Linked DNA regions of Homo sapiens: region 1 is linked to region 2. A link is a loop called in an ENCODE intact Hi-C map of the cell type or tissue named here. Cell type or tissue: dorsolateral prefrontal cortex. All regions are shown on one strand.

Evidence for each region. A loop is a pair of places that touch in the nucleus more often than their neighbours do. Peaks named below come from ENCODE experiments on the same cell type or tissue, not always from the same donor. Only the 100,000 strongest peaks of a DNase experiment are listed, where the experiment ranks them.
Region 1: a loop joins it to region 2, with 2.4 times the contacts of the local background. A loop is called at or near these places in 38 of 110 quality-filtered maps.

Annotation. Positions count from the first base shown.
Region 1 is chr19:7,539,411-7,547,410 of GRCh38, reverse strand. It overlaps PNPLA6 (patatin like domain 6, lysophospholipase), which reads right to left. Exons shown (of 32, transcript NM_001166114.2): 4 at 7,353-7,493; 5 at 7,103-7,262; 6 at 6,701-6,781; 7 at 6,360-6,488; 8 at 5,977-6,057; 9 at 5,727-5,889; 10 at 5,344-5,427; 11 at 4,741-4,850; 12 at 4,483-4,650; 13 at 4,327-4,404. Among named protein-coding and RNA genes, the nearest start is that of PNPLA6, 7.7 kb to the right of the region's middle. In dorsolateral prefrontal cortex, no CTCF peak of the experiment used is centred here; no DNase peak of the experiment used is centred here; H3K27ac peaks cover 2,687 bases.
Region 2 is chr19:7,391,597-7,399,596 of GRCh38, reverse strand. The region is part of intron 10 of ARHGEF18 (Rho/Rac guanine nucleotide exchange factor 18); the gene reads right to left. It overlaps ARHGEF18-AS1 (ARHGEF18 antisense RNA 1), which reads left to right and starts at 4,538. Exons shown (of 2, transcript NR_186326.1): 1 at 4,538-4,604. RefSeq lists enhancers at 585-1,089, 1,090-1,595, 3,671-3,850 and silencers at 1,607-1,807, 4,061-4,630, 4,339-4,779. In dorsolateral prefrontal cortex, a CTCF peak has its summit at 4,504; DNase peaks (open chromatin) are centred at 4,101 and 4,486; H3K4me3 peaks cover 3,431 bases; H3K27ac peaks cover 2,321 bases.

The DNA of each region.
Region 1 (8,000 bases), 150 kb before region 2:
TTAGAGAAATGCAAAGCAAAACCACAATGACATACTACACTTCACACCCACAAAGATGGCTAGAATTACAAAGGGTTAGAGAGAATGTAGAGAGACTGGAATTCACATACACTGTCAGTGGAAATGTAAAATGGTGCCGCTGCTTTGGAAAACAGTCTAGCAAAGAAACAAACAAACACACAGTGCTTAAAAAAATTAAAAATAGAGGCTGGCCATGGTGGCTCACATCTGTAATCCCAGCACTTTGGGAAGCTGAGGTGGATGGATCACTTGAGGTCAGGAGTTCAAGACCAGCCTGACCAATATGGTGAAACCGTGTTTCTACTAAAAATACAAAAATTAGCTGGGCGTGGCAGCGTGTGCCTGTAATCCCAGCTACTCAGGAGGCTGAGACAGGAGAACTGCTTGAACCTAGGAGGCAGAGGTTGCAGTGAGCTGAGATCGCGCCACTGCACTCCAGCCTGGGCGACATAGCGAGACTCCCTCTTAAAAAAAAAAAAAATTGAATTGGCTTATAACCCAGCAATTCAACTCCTAGGTATATACCCAAGAGAAATGAAAACATATGTCCAAGCACTTTGGGAGGCCAAGGTGGGAGGATCACTTGAGCCCAGGAGTTTAAGACCAGCCTGGGAAACATAGTGAGACCCCACCTTTAAAAAAATAAATAAAATATATGTCTACACAGAAGCCCTTACATAAGGCCGGGTGCAGTGGCTCATGCCTGTAATTCCAGCACTTTAGGAGGGTGAGGCAGGCGGATCACCTCAGGTCAGGAGTTCAAGACCATCCTGGCCAACATGGCGAAACCCTGTCTCTACTACAAATACAAAAATTAGGTGGGCATGGCCAGGTGCAGTGGCTTATGCCTGCCTCAGCTTCCCGTGTAGCTGGGACTACAGGCATGCGCCACCATGCCTGGCTAATTTTTTTTGTTTGTTTTTTGTAGAGACTGGGTTTTGCCATGATGCCCAGGCTGGTCTCGAACTCCTGGACTCAAGAGATCCTCCCGCCGCGGCCTTCCAAAGTGCTGGGATTACAGGCGTGAGCCACTGTGCCCAGCCTAAAGTATATACTTTAAATGGGTAAATTGTATAGTACATGAATTATAGCTCAATAAAACCATTACACCCCCCCAAAAAATATTGTTTCACTTGAGGCCCACTGACTTCCTTTTTTATTTCTTAGAGATCAACCTATTTCTTCCCACCACACAACATTTGCACAAGCTCTTCCTTCTGCCTAGAATGACCTTTCCTCCCACCTGCACCCAGTTTGTTCCTCCCCCTCCTTCCTTCTTAGGTCATGCCCTTAGAGGTGCCACCCTGTCTAAGCCAGACTTTGTAGTGCCAAGATCATTTCCTTTGTGACACTAAGCACTTATGATTTTACAAGAATTTGTGTAATCCTTTGAGTCATGTCTCTCAGAATACGGTGGGCTGCCCAAGGGCAGGGACCACTAAGGGTTTTCCCTGCCCACTTTTTTTTTTTTTTTTTTTTTGAGACAGGGTCTCACTCTGTTGCACAGGCTGGAGTGCAGGGGTGCGATCTCAGCTCACTGCAACCTGTCTCCTGGGTTCAAGTGATTCTCCTGCCTCAGGCTCCCGAGTAGCTGGGACTAGAGGCGCCCGCCATCGTGCCTGACTAATTTTTGAATTTTTAGTAGAAATGGGGTTTCACCATGTTGGCCAGGATGGTCTCGAACTCCTGACCTCAAGTGATCCTCTCACCTCGGCCTCCCAAGGTGCTGGGATTACAGGCGTGAGCCACCGTGCCCAGCCATTTTCCTGCCTCTTGTCCAGCCAGCAGCACACAGTTCGAGATGGGGCAAATGCTGGGTAAACACGTTTCTTTCTTCTTTGGGTAGCCTGACCAGCTAGAAACCTTCCTGTTCCATCCCTTTATAAATAAGGAACTGAAACCGCCCAGAAATGGAGAGATTCCTTCTTTATCCACCACACCAACCTGTCTGGTACCCAGTGAAGCTCCACCTGCCAAAACACTGCAGGGACCCCTGGGTGAGGCACAGTCCCAGGAGATATAAACACATGCTGGAACCTTCTAAGACAGAATTTCCAGACTGTGGCCAGGTGCCGAGGATCACGCCTGTAATCCCAGCACTTTGGGAGGCTGAGGCGAGTGGATCACTTGAGGCCAGGAGTTTGAGACCAGCCTGGCCGACATGGTGAAACCCCATCTCTAGTGCAACTACAAAAATTAGCCAGGCGTGGTGGCACGTGACTGTAGTCCCAGCTTCGAGGGAGGCTGAGGTGGGAGAATCACTTGAATCCGGGAGGCAGAGGTTGCAGTGAGCCAAGATCGCACCGCTGCGCTCCAGCCTGGGCGACAGAGCAAGACTCCGTCTCCGAAAAAAAAAAAAAGTTTCAAGGAGAAGCACAGGAGAGCACAGGGTCCCTAACAAAAGTCCTGCCAACGCAGAGAAGCTCTGAGGGGCTGCAGACCAGCGTGGTACACTGACAGGCCAGGGCTGGGTTGTGGCCAGCAGTCTCCCAGATAAGCAGGGCCCAGGGGCCCCCAAAGAAGCCACAGGGTAACCTTACTTCCTCAGCTATTCTAAGAACAGCTGGCAAAAGCCTTGACTTCCTCTCCAGAAAAGAGCCCATCCCTGCCATGGGTGGTTCAAGGGGACAGCAGAGTCACTGGGTCAAGTGACACAGCAACACTCCAGCCGGCTAACAGTGGGACCACAGCTCCCACCCCACCCCAACCCTGCCCCAGGCTTCTCTCCCCCAAGCCTGGGGCAGAGCTGGGGTCCCAGTGCCTATGACAGCTCACTGTCACCTCAAGCCCCCGCTCCCTATAAGCTGCTGCTAAACACCCTCCCTGACCACTTGTCACTCTTGCAAACCCCACACTGTGGATAATGGACTGTATGGTTCCGGCCTGCTGCTCTGTACATTTGAGCATCCCTGATCTCTACCCATCAGGTGTCAGGAACAGCACCCTGTGAAATCCTAACAATCAAAAATGTCTCAGTAGGCTGGGCACAGTGGTTCATGCCTGTAATCCCAGCTCTTTGGGAGGCCGAGGCAGGCGGATCACCTGAGGTCAGGAGTTTGAGACAAGGCTGGCCAACATGGCAAAACCCCATCTCTACTAAAAATATAAAAAGTAGCCAGGCGTGGTGGCACAACCCTGTAATCCCAGCTACTCGGGAGGCTGAGGCAGGAGAATTGCTTGAACCCAGGAGGCGGAGGTTGCAGTGAGCTGAGATTGTGCCACTGCACTCCAGCCTGGGTGACAACAGCAAGACTCTGTCTCAAAACAAAAAAAAAAAGGCCGGGCGCAGTGGCTCACGCCTGTAATCCCAGCACTTTGGAAGGCCTAGGCGGGCGGATCACGAGGTCAGGAGATCGAGACCACCCTGGCTAACACAGTGAAACCCCCTCTCTAGTAAAAATACAAAAAATTAGCCGGGCATGGTGGCAGGCGCCTGTAGTCCCAGCTACTCGGGAGGCTGAGGCAGGAGAATGGCGTGAACCCGGGAGGCGGAGCTTGCAGTGAGCCACCGTCACGCCACTGCAGCACTCCAGCCTGGGTGACAGAGCGAGACTCCGTCTCAAAAAAAAAAAAAAAGAAAAAAAAGAAGTCTTACTGGGGTTCTGCGAACTAGGCATCTCTTCTTTATTACCTCATTCCACTGATGAGGAAGCAGAGAACTTTCTAGATCATCTGCCACACTCTGGGGACAGAGTGTGGGTTTCAACTTTCCTCTTCTTCTTCCTCCTCCTCCTCCTACCCTGAGGCTTCCTGACTTTCAGCTGGTAGTCGGGTCACTAACCCTTGATGGGCCTCAGTTTCCCCATATGGACAGTGGACAGAATGGTAGGATACATTTTCCTACACATCCTGGGTGCCGCCACAAGGCCCTGAAACCCCGACCCAGGGCTGGTTCATGGCCTTCCGAGGCCAGATGGCGATTTGTAGCCATTTATTGAGCCCCTATCCTGGCAGCGGTCAGCATGAGAAGCAGACATGTTAGTGAATACTGCAGGATCAGAAGTTCAGAAAACAGAATTACAGGAAGAGCCAGGGCAGGCAGGAGAGATCTAGGAGTTGGAGTCCTAGGGCAAAAGGTTCAGGGGTCACAGGTGAAGGGTTGACAGGTCCAGAGGACATAGGGTGGGGTTAGGGGGTGGGGGTCACAGGACCCAAGGGTTAGAGGTTGGAAATGATAGGATGAGAGAGGTCTGCTTCTATGGGAGAAGGTGCTGGTCTTACAGTCAAAGGGCAGGGATCAGAGGTCACAGAAGTCATAGGGAATGATCTCAGGTGGCATGGTTACAGGTCAGGGGTCAGCCTCACCTGGTCTCCCTGGCGGGCAATGATGGTGCCAGCTTTGGCGTGGTGCAGCAAGACTCTGCTGTTCAGGAGGGAGGGGTCCTGGGGAGGTAGGGGGGTTGAGATGGGCGCAGCCAGGCCTCCCTTGCGCCCTGTGCCCAGCTCCCCTCGGCTGCCCACCTCAATCCGCATCAGCTTGGCCAGCTCCTGCTTTGCTGCCTCGAAGATGCTGCTGGTCTGGCGGCCCTGGTAGGGCCCGAAAGGGCAGCCACCAGTGGCCGACTCATCCTCACAGTAGCTGTATTCACAGGCGCCTGCCGGCTGCTCACGAGGCTCCTGAGTGGGGGTCTGAGTGGGGCAGGCTTGTGACCTCCTGATGCTCCCTCCCAGCCACCTTCCCCTGCGGGCTCCACCACCGGGCAGGGTCCCAAGCCTTACCCGAGCGGGGGCTGCCAGGGACCCCCCGGAGGCCTCTTCCTGCAGGGACACGGAGATCCGGCCACGCTCATAGGCCATGTCGAAGTCGGAGCGGGGGCCACCCTGCAAGCCTGCAGGCAGGCAGGGGGGCAACAAAAACCATAAAGATGAGAGTAAGATTTTTAAAAAATGAGCCAGGTGTAGTGGTGCAGGCCTGTAGTTCCAGCTATTTGGGAGGCTGGGGCTGGAGGATCACTTGAGCATAGGAGTTCGAGGCTGCAGTGAGCTATGACAGCACCACTGCACTCTAGCCTGGGAGACAGGTCTCAAAAGAAAAGAAAAAGATGAGAGTAACCACAGTTGCAGTCTGAGACCAATGGATACCAATGTGCCATGGGCCACTGCTGTAGCAGACATGACTAATCAACGCCTGCACTCTCCCTCTGAATCCCTCTTAACAGGTGGGAGAAGCACTATCTCAATGAATATCTACAAAACAGTGCCTGGGGAAGTACTGGCAGTGTTCCCATTTCGCAGATTAAAACAATCAAGACAGGCAGGCGGTGGACCTGGATTCAAACCTGGAAGCTCCATGGCCCTCCCCGCAGACCCAGTGCTCCAAACCTGAGATGTCCCCTGGCATGGAGACGCAGCGGCTCAGCAGAGGGGCCGAGGGGGTTTCCAGGGATGTGGGCTTCACAGGGTCCCCTGGGGGAGACACATGTTCAGGCTCCTGCCCCTCAGAGCCACTAGGAGGATTAGCAGGTTGGGAGATAAGGAGATGCTGGCGACTGATTAACTAGTTAAAGCAATTCCAATGGGCCCTTGGGGACGAGGCCACAGCTTCCTCGGTACCAGATAGGAGTCAGACCTGGGTACCCCGCTATGGAGTCCCTGTGGGGCTGGACAAGGTCAGGTTGACTCTATGCAGAACTGAAAAAGGGGCTGGCGGCTGAGACGGGGCTTCCTGGGAGATTGGGCTCGGCTGGCCTCGGGTCCCTGGGTACCTGTAGGTCCAGGCAGCGGGGCCCCGGTGGGATCGGGTGGCCGCCCTGGGGTCTCCCTGGGCTCGTCTGTAGCTGAGGTGCTGACCATTCTCTTGGAGCCCCGCACAGGGCTGGTGCGAGTTGGGAGGCCGGGGCTGGGGAACAGACGCAGGGGCTGGATCTCCTGGGGGCAGAGAACAGCTTGTGGCCTGTCCTGGGAGGGAGACCTCGCCCCCATCCCCCCTGTGCTCGCTCCCCGCCACCCACTCACGTGGCTGAAGAGCTCATTGGTCAGACCCAGGTAGTTGTGCAGTGCCAGGAAGGTGACTCGCTGCAGCCGCACCATGATGATCTGCAGGGCTCGAGGGGCGTGGCCATAAGATGGGGCGGGGTAAGGGGCAGGGCCAGATGGTGGGCCGGGCTAGTTCGCAGCATAAGGGGTCGGGCGGGAACCAGGGAGAGACCCACAGTCTGGGGAAATGGGGCGAGGCAGCTAAGGGAGGAGTCCGCGGCTGCAGACATCTGGCTGCTCCAGGCCGATAACCACAGCTCCAGCGCCTGCTGGCTGCTGGGCCTCGGTCCCTTGGAGCCTGGAATGGGTGGGGGCCAGGGTGGGGTCCCTCAGGGGGTGACAGGAGGCGAAGGCCCACTGACCTGCACGACCCGCACCAAGCTCTCCGGGTACTTGGTGAAGACCGCGGAGAATGCTTCCACCGGCAGGCGCAGCACCGTGGAGTCCCGGGCCGCCCGGGCAGACACGGTCCGCTGGGGATGCTGGTGACCCTGGGGGAGGGGAGGGCGTGAAGAGAGACAAGGGCAGAGGCTGCGAGTCCCCCTCGCTACTCCCCTAATCCTTCCTGGCGCCAGTCCCGTGAGGGGCCATCGGCAGCATAACGGATGAACCAGAGATTGGGGACCCTGTGATTTCCTTCAACCTAGTCCCTTGGGTGGGACCTTGCACCCCAGCCCCCCTGCCTCAGAAACTGGTCACTCACGGTGATGACATCCAGGATGCTGAGAAGGCTGTTGACGCTGTCCCCAGGAACCACTTCCTTCACCACACACTCCTTCCCGTCCTGAGACACAGGAGACCGTGGACCCTCAGTGGCCTCGCCCTGGTGACTGGCATGTCGCCCCCTCATCCATCCCAATGATCACTGACACTTCTCATCCCTTCTCAGGGGAACCCACCAACCCTTCCAACGAGCAGGCATCTCCCATCGTTCAATACTTGTAACTACTGAGCAACTACGCAGACTACCCCAAATGTCCTCGGTCACCCGTTCCCCTGACTCCCGATGACGCATCTCCAAAGACCACCAGCTCTACAGACCAATGCCTGCTGCCCATCCCCACCACCCATCCTCCTGCAGCAGCCCCTGGGGAGGCCCACTCACAGGCCCTGGCAGACAGAGCTCCAGCAGCCCGTCCTGCACCACGTAGATGCTGGCATCTGGCTGGCCCGGCCGGAAGACGTAGTCACCCTGGCCCAGCCGCTGGAAGACCATGTGGCGGCAGAGCTCCAGGAAGAGTGGCTTCTCGAAGTGGCCCAGCACCCTGTTGGACAGGCGGTGGGCGACAGAGGCTGGAGGTCAGGGCGGCCCCACGTCTGCAGCCCTCCACCCCCACCTGCACCCCAACACTGACCGGACGTTCTTGAGCATATAAAGCACTTCAGAGGGCAGATGGGAGTTAGCCAGGTCGCCCTCGGTCAGGTCAGCTTCTAGCACTGCGGGCGGGGGCTCCTTCCGCTGCAGCGTGGGCGTCTCTTTCTGGATGCGCAGGATCCTGGTGGGAGGGGAGGGGTGCCGGGGGTGAGGGGGGCACGGAGAAGGCTCAGGCAAACCTAAGACCCCCGCATACCCCTTTCCCCAGGGCTCATGTACAGCAAACTCTGGCCCGCTGGCCAAATCAGGCTGGCCACCTTTTTTTTTTTTTTTTTTTTTTTGAGACGAAGTTTTGCTCTTGTTTCCCAGGCTGGAGTGCAATGGTGCGATCTCGGCTCACTGCAACCTCCACCTCCAGGGTTCAAGCGATTCTCCTGCCTCAGCCTCCCTAGTAGCTGGGATTACAGGCATGTGCCACCACGCCCAGCTAATTTTGCATTTTTAGTAGAGATGGGGTTTCTCCATGTTGGGCAGGCTGGTCTCGAACTCCTGACCTCAGGTGATCCGCCCGACTCGGCCTCCCAAAGGCTGGGATTAAAGGTGTGAGCCACTGTGCCCTGCCTCAGGAGTCTCGCTCTTTTACCCAGGCTGGAGTGCAGTGGCGAAATCTCGGCCCACTGCAACCTCC
Region 2 (8,000 bases):
AGGCAGGAGAATGGCGTGAACCCGGAGGTGGAGCTTGCAGTGGGCCAAGATCGCGCCACTGCACTCCAGGCTGGGGCACAGAGCAAAACTCTGTCTCAAAAAAAAAAAAGAAGGAAAAAAAAACATTAGTGTATCTACTGCTTTGAACATATTGAACATAATCAGACTAGAACTCTATACTCAGTTGAAACTATGAATCTATCTCTGACAAAAGCAGAGAAGCAAGCAAATTTAATTTAGTTCACATACAACTTAATTTGCATCACAAAAATGAGAACAACTGCTGTCACCGAATGCTCTCGGAGGACATTATTTTACCCAGTTTCCCTCCCTCACCCAGTCAGCCACAATCCTCCCCTCAAAAAATTCCTCCAGGCAGCTGCGAGGCTTCCACTGGTGCTGTTTTGCACCTAGAGAGAGGGTTTTCAAACACAGTAGTTCTTGACCGTCTCAGGGGGAAAGTAAAGTTTACCTAACAAATAACAAAGAAACAGCGATTGGCTGGACTTCATATAAGGTCTCTGGGCTTTTAAATGATTTTCAGAGAGGTGGCAGCAAAAATGTTTTGTAAGTCATAGAGTTTGAAGAGATAGAAACATGACCCAGGATGAGTGAGAATGAGGGAGATCTTGACACACGATCTGAGCTATGTTAAACATGTGCTAGGTAAACACCCAGGGAGGCACAGCCAGTCACCACGGCCCTGGCCCACAAAGGGCAATGGCCTTGAAGCCGTAATTGCTACTGTGTGACAAGAATGAAAATTATACTACAGCTATGCCAGAAACAATGTATGTGCTACTTCCCCTTTCAAAGTGGGGACATTCTCAAGTCGATTTAAGCAAGAAAGAGAGAAGGAACCAAAGAATCTCTTTTCTTTCTTTCTTTATTTTTTTTTTTTTTTTTGAGACAGAGTCTAGCTCTGTTGCCCAGGCTGGAGTGCAATGGCGTGATCTCGGCTCACTGCAACCTCTGCCTTGCGGGTTCAAGCGATTCTCCTGCCTCAGCCTCCCAAGTAGCTGGGATTACAGGCGCAGGCCACCACGCCCAGCTAATTTTTGTATTTCTTAGTAGAGATGGGGTTTCACCCTGTTGGCCAGGCTGGTCTCGAACTCCTGGCCTCTCTGCCCACCTCGACCTCCCAAGGTGTTGGGATTACAGGTGTGAGCCATGGTGCCCGGTCTCTTTTCTGCTTCTCTAAGGTATGCCATTTAAAAATGAAATATGACCGGGCGTGGTGGCTCATGCATGTAATCTCAGCTCTCTTGGAGGCCAAGGAGGGGATATTACCTGAGGTCAGGAGTTCGACATCAGCCTGGCCAACATGGCGAAACCCCGCCTCTACTAAAAATACAAAAAATTAGCTGGGCGTGGTGGCACACACCTGTAATCCCAGCTACTCGGGAGGCTGAGGCGAAATTGCTTAAACTTGGGAGGCGGAGGTTGTAGTGAGCCAAGATCACACCACTGCACTCCAGCCTGGGCGCCAGAGCGAGACCGTCTCAAAAAACAAAAGGAAAAAGAAAAAGGAAACACACTTTGAAGTATATATACACAGTGGCATGATTAAATCTAGCTTAGTAACAAATGCAGCACTTCGCATAGCTCTCATTTTTGTGGTGAAAGTGCTTAACATCCGCTCCTCTTGCATTTTTCAAGAATATGTCACGTTGCACATGATAAATACATACACTGTTATCTGTCAGTTAAAAAAACAAAAACAAAAACCACAGGCTGTGGCAGCTCACGCCTGTAATCCTAGCACTTTGGGAGGCCGAGGTGGGAGGATCGCTTGAGTCCAGGACTTCAAGACCAGCCTGGGCAACATAGCGAGACCCCACAAAAAAAATTTTTTTTTTTTTTTGAGATGGAATCTCGTTCTGTTGCCCAGGCTGGAGTGCAGTGGCACGATCTCGGCTCACTGCAACCTCTACCTCCCGGGTTCACGCCATTCTCCTGCCTCAGCCTCCTGACTAGCTGGGACTACAGGCACACGCCATCATGCCCAGCTAATTTTTTGTATTTTTAGTAGAGACGGGGTTTCACCGTGTTAGCCAGGATGGTCTCAATCTCCTGACCTCGTGATCTGCCCCCCCCCGGGCCTCCCAAAGTGCTGGGATTACAGGTGTGAGCCACCGCACCCGGCCCAAAAAATTTTTAAAAATTAGCCAGACATGGAAGCGCGTGTCTGTAGTCCCAGCTACTTGGGAGTTTGTGGCAGGAGGATTATTTGAGCCCAGGAGTTCGAGGCTGTAGTGAGCTATGATTGTGCTATTGCACTCCAGTCTGGGCAACAGAGTGAGACCCTGTCTCTAAAAAGAAAAAAAAAATTTTAAGTAAAATCACATACTAATTTCAGAAGAAAACAAAAACTAAATAAGCTATACAAAACCAAAACAAAGTAACGTTTACAAAAATGAAATGTATTATGCCTGCCAGCTGTTTGCTCTTTTTTGCTCTAGAACAAACACATCTTCATTTTTTTTTTTTTTTTTTTTTCGCAAAAAGGCTTGCTGACCTACAGAAATAGGAAACTACTGATAAAGCGTAAACCCTGACTCGGTCCAAACAACATCCGAGATGCTCAAATTTTCCAAACTCTTTATAATTTGGAATGTTAACCTAAACATCCAAGCCTGGGAGCATTCGCATATGCAAAGGGTGTATAACACTGATGGAAAGTTTGCCATATGCCAGACACTTCTGTGATGCACCTTACACAGATTACTTCATAGAAACCCCAACCAACCCTTATTCCCATTTTAAAGATGGGAAGACGGAAACTTAGTGAAGTTACACGGCTAACAGGTGGTGGAACTGGGACCAGAACCCAGCTCGGATCTGACCTCAAGCCTGTGCTCCTGACACTTCTTTTTTTTTTTTTTTAGACAGTCTTGCTCTGTCGCCAGGCTGGAGTGCAGTGGCCCGATCGCGGCTCACTGCAACTTCTGCCTCCCGAGTTCAAGTGATTCCCCTGCCTCAGCCTCCAGAGTAGCTGGAACTACAGGCGCCCGCTACCATGCCCGGCTAATTTTTGTATTTTAGTAGAGATGGGGTTTCACCATGTTGGCCAGGATGGTCTCGATCTCCTGACCTCGTGATCCACCCACCTTGGCCTCCCAAAGTGCTGGGATTACAGGCTTGAGCCACCGCGCCCAGCCTCTCCTGACACCTCTTACAGCTGGAGGATTAATCATTCACTCAGACACCTGCAAAACTCATCCCTTGGCCACTGGGCTGTCTATACTGTCCTGAACTCTCTCTCTGGTCAATGGGAAGAGAATGGGGCCCTTCAAAGCTACTGGCTGGAGCTTCATCTCCGCGAAAACAAGGCAAAGGGGAAAAGGTGTGTTGGCCGCTTCGCTTCCGTGGTAAAACTTTAAGAATGTTTTTTAATCCTGTGGTCCAGGCTTTAATCTCAACAGAGCAAGAGATAAGGGGCAGATAGCCACAGCAAAACACTCAAGTGCTAGTAGAATTAACGCAGGAAAAGAAAACCAAATACTGCACTTTCCCACTTGTAAGTGGAGCTAAACCTTGGGTACTCATGGACACCAAGAAGACAACAGAAACTGGGCTCTACTAGAGCGGGAAGGGAAGGAGGAGGTCAAGGGTTGAAACTATCTATTGAGTACTATGCTCAGTACCTGGGTGACGAGATCAGTCACACCCCAAACCTCAGCATCACGCAATATATCCAGGTAACAAACCTGTACATGTACCCCCTCAATCTCAAATAAAAGTTGAAATTTAAAAACGTAAAACAAAACGAAACATGTAAGGACCAGGGGAAAGCTTCTCGTTCCCGTCCGCAATGAAAGCACCAACTGAGTTCTTATACAAGAAACTAAAACCCATGGCACAGATAGTTCTCACGGTTTTGCACCCAAACGCTCCCTGCCAGGGAGGGCTGTCTGCTCCGGGGTGTGAGGGTTCTCCCGGGAGGCCTGAAATACGACGGTGCTGGGTATTGTGGTGGGTTCCATTCCATCCCTGGTCCTGCCCCGGGCGCTCCTGAACGAGGAGCAGAGGCTGGGGCCCAAGTGACCCCTCCTCTCCTCTCCTGGAGGAGAGTAAGCCGTAGCACCCCAGGACTGGCTGGGGCTCGGACGGAGCGGGCGGGCATCGTCTGCACCTCTGCACCCTGCAATCGCCGCCTAGAGCCTCCATGCATTGAAGGAGCAGCCTGCACCCCAGCACCCGTTCGCCTGCCTGGAGAAGTCCCCCAGGAGCCGGCGGGAGGCCCGAGGCAGCCCCGGGGGTCCCGCGCCCCAGGCCACCCCCTGAAGAGACCGAGGGCCCCCTCCTGAGCCCCGTTTTCCTCGGGACCGCCCCGCCGCCGTCCTCACCTCGGCCCGATCGCCCGCAGGCCGCTCTCCGCCAGCTCCTCTGCCACTCTCGCAGCCGCCTCCGATGCCTCCGTCCGGCCCCCCCAGATCCACAGTAGCTAGCAGCTGGGAGCCGGAAGCGGGAAGCCGCGCGAGGAGAGCAGCGCATGCGCGATCCCGCCTCGGAGGCGGGGCAGAGGGCGTGACCCGGAAGGAGGCGTGCCCTCGAGGGCGGGGCGCTCCCGGGGACCTGGGGCTGCTGCTCCCCGAGCCGTGGTGAGGGGGCGTCGGCTCGGCCTTGAGAGGGGCGCGGGCACCGAAGTGGGAGGGTGCTCGCGGCGAGGGTGAGGGCGACTTTTGAGGGGCGGGTCAGCGGGGTTGGGGGGCTTTTTGAAGGAGAGCAATGCGAGCCTGGCTGTCAGTAGGGCCGGGGGCTCTGAGGGGACAGCTGGGTTGCGGGGATCCAGAGGGAGAGCAGCAGGGTTAGGTGGGCGTTTTGTGGGGTTAACGGAAGCCTGGGTGATTAGCGCGGCTGGGGAGGGAGTCCTGAGGAGGACAGCGGTTTGGAGAATCTCAAGGGGGGTACAGCACAGTTAGGGGGACCCTGAGGGAGGACAGCGGGGTTGGGGGACCCCAAGGGAGGACAGCGGGGTTGGGGGGACCCCGAGGGAGGACAGCGGAGTTGGGGGACCCCGAGGGAGGATAGCGGGGTTAAGGGGACCCCAAGGGAGGACAGTGGAGCTGGGGGTGTTTTGGAAGAATCAACGGATGCCTGGAGGGGTTGTCAGTGGGCTCCTACGGGCTCGTTAGGATTGGAAGTACCTAAGGGGGGCACTCCCAGTGGTGGGGAGTCCTAGCGGGGAGAGTCCAAGAAATGGAGAGGGCAGGGTCTGTCACCTGAGAAAAAAGAAGCAGCATCAGGGAGTGGTGGGGGGATCACTTCATCCCAGGAGTTCAGGACCACCAGTCTGGGCAACATAGCAAGACCCCATCTCTACAAAACATTTTTTAAAATGAGCAGGGCATGGAGGCGCCTGCCTGTGGTCCCAACTCCTCCAGAGGCTGAGGTGGGAGGATGACTTGAGCCTGGGAGGTCCAGGCTGCGGTGAGCTATGATCATGCCTCCAGAGGCTGAGGTGGGAGGATGACTTGAGCCTGGGAGGTCCAGGCTGCAGTGAGCTATAATCATGCCACTGCACTCCAGCCTGGACAACAGAGCAAGACTCTGTCTCAAAATAACAACAACAAAAAAAGAGGCAGCATAGACTTCAGAAAGGTGGGTCTGGGAAAAATGAATCATATACCTCTCCAGTGGTCTCAGACACCCCAACATAGATACCATCAGATCCCCTAAACACAGGCACCCAGGCAGGTGCCATCAGATACCCAAAACAGGCTTCCAGGTAACCCCCAAATATGTCAGACACTCCACATAGGTCCAGCAGATACCCCCAAACACATACTAGATAACCCCAATACAGATGCTGTCAGATACCCTCAAACAGGTGCTCAGAGTCTGAAACACATACCATACCCTCCCCTATCCACTTCCACACAGGTGCTATTTGGCAGATGTGGATAGGCCAGATGCTTCCCCCAGCACCAGCAACCTCTCAATTGCCATCAGACACCCCAGTCTTGAGGTTGCCTGTCTAATCCAAGTCCTGCCACAGGGGAGGCAGTTGAACAGTAACCAGGAGTCGAGCAGAACAGCTCTCACCAAGGTTGGCTGGTCAGCCAGGCCTAGAAGATCTCCCCATGGCCAGGCAAGACGGCTCATGCCTGTAATCCTAACACTTTGGGAGTCTGAGGAGGGAGGATCACTTGAGTCCAGGAGCTTTGAGATCAGCCTGGGAAACCTCGCATGACCCAGTCTCTATTTTAGAAAAAAAGATTTCCCCAAACCCAATCACTTCAAAACATGCACAATATGTTGTTGAGAGTCCCCAGTTCAGAAGCTGGAGGGTTGCGTCCCCAGGTGGACTAGCCTTCAGTTCAAGTCCAACCTTCATGGTCCAGAGGAAGGGAGCATGTTCAGGGAATTGGATGTCCCAGAAATGCAAGACGTAATTCACCAGGCACCCTACTGCAGCTGAGGTCAGAAACTCTAACACGGGAGTTTATGAGGGCTCAATGGTTGGGCAGCTGTGTAGCTGTGGCTTATGGACTTAGGGGCATGAACCTTATTTTTTTTCCTTTTTTTTTTTTTTTTTTTTTTTTTGAGACAGGATCTCACTCTGTCACTTAGGCTGGAAGTGCAGTGGCACAATCATAGCTCATTGCAGCTTCCATCTCCTGGGCTCAAGTTGTCCTCCCACCTCAGCCTCCCAAGTAGCTGGGACCACAGGCACACACCACCACGTCTGGCTAATTTTTTTGTAGAGACAGAGTTTCGCCATGTTGCCTAGATTGGTCTCGAACTCCTGAGCTCAAGTGATCTGCCCGCCTGGGCCTCCTATGATGCCAGGATTGTAGGTGTGAGCCATCATGCCCGGCCTTTGAACCTTATTTCTTTCTTTCTCTTTTTCTTTCTTTTTTTTTTTTTTTCTTTCTTGAGACAGAGTCTCACTCTGTCACCCAGGCTGCAGTGTAGTGGTACCATCTAGGCTCACTGCAGCCTCCACCTCCTGGGTTCAAGTGATCCTCCTGCCTCAGCCTCCCGAGTGCTGGAATTACAGGTATGCACCACCAAGCCTGGCTAATTTTTGTGTTTTTTTTTTGTTTTTTTTTCAGTAGAGTCAGGGTTTCACCATGTTGGCCAGACTGGTCTTGAACTCCTGACCTCAAGTGATCCTCCCACCCTGGCCTCCCAAAGTGCTGGGATTACAGGCGTGAGCCACTGGGTCTGGCCATCAGCCTTATTTCTATAGCTATCTTGGTTATAGGAAACTTCAGGTGGACACAGCCCTCCCCTAAACATAGAAACCAACTTTCTCAGAGACAACTAGGAAGGAGAAACATCTCCCATCTTTCTTTTATCCATCCAACCATTCTGCATTTATGAGTCTTTTTTTTTTTTTTTTTTTTTGAGACGGAGTCTCACTCTGTTGCCCAAGCTGGAGTGCAGTGGTGCCATCTTGGCTCACTGCAAACTCCACCTCCCAGATTGAAGCAATTCTCCTGCCTCAGCCTCCCGAGTAGCTGGGATTGCAGGCACCCGCCACTACATCTGGCTAATTTTTGTATTTTTTGTAGAGATGGGGTTTTACCATGTTGGCCAGGCTGGTCTTGAACTCCTGACCTTAGGTGATCTGCCTGCCTCAGCCTCCCAAAGTGCTGGGATTACAGGCGTGAGCCACCACACCTGGCCTCATTTATGAGTCTTTAGCATGGACCAGGGGCGCTAGGAGCTAAGGAGATGCAAGGAGCTTAGGCCCAGAGCAGGGTTTTCTCAGCTTGGCACTTTCGACAATTAGGGCTGGATAATTCTCGGTGGTGGTGGCAGGGGTGGTCTCCTATGCACTGGAGGGTGTTGAGCGGCATCCCTGGTCTCTACCTCCTAGATGCCAGTGGCTCCCCTGGTCCTGAAAAAAATGCCTCCAGATGTTTCCTTGGCTGAGAGCAACTGGCCTAAGAGACATTCAGACACTTATCCAGCCTAATTCCGACTTCCTGGAGGAAGTGGGCCTGGGCTTTGTCTTAAAAGGATGAGTAAGAGTTAGGTGGGAGAGG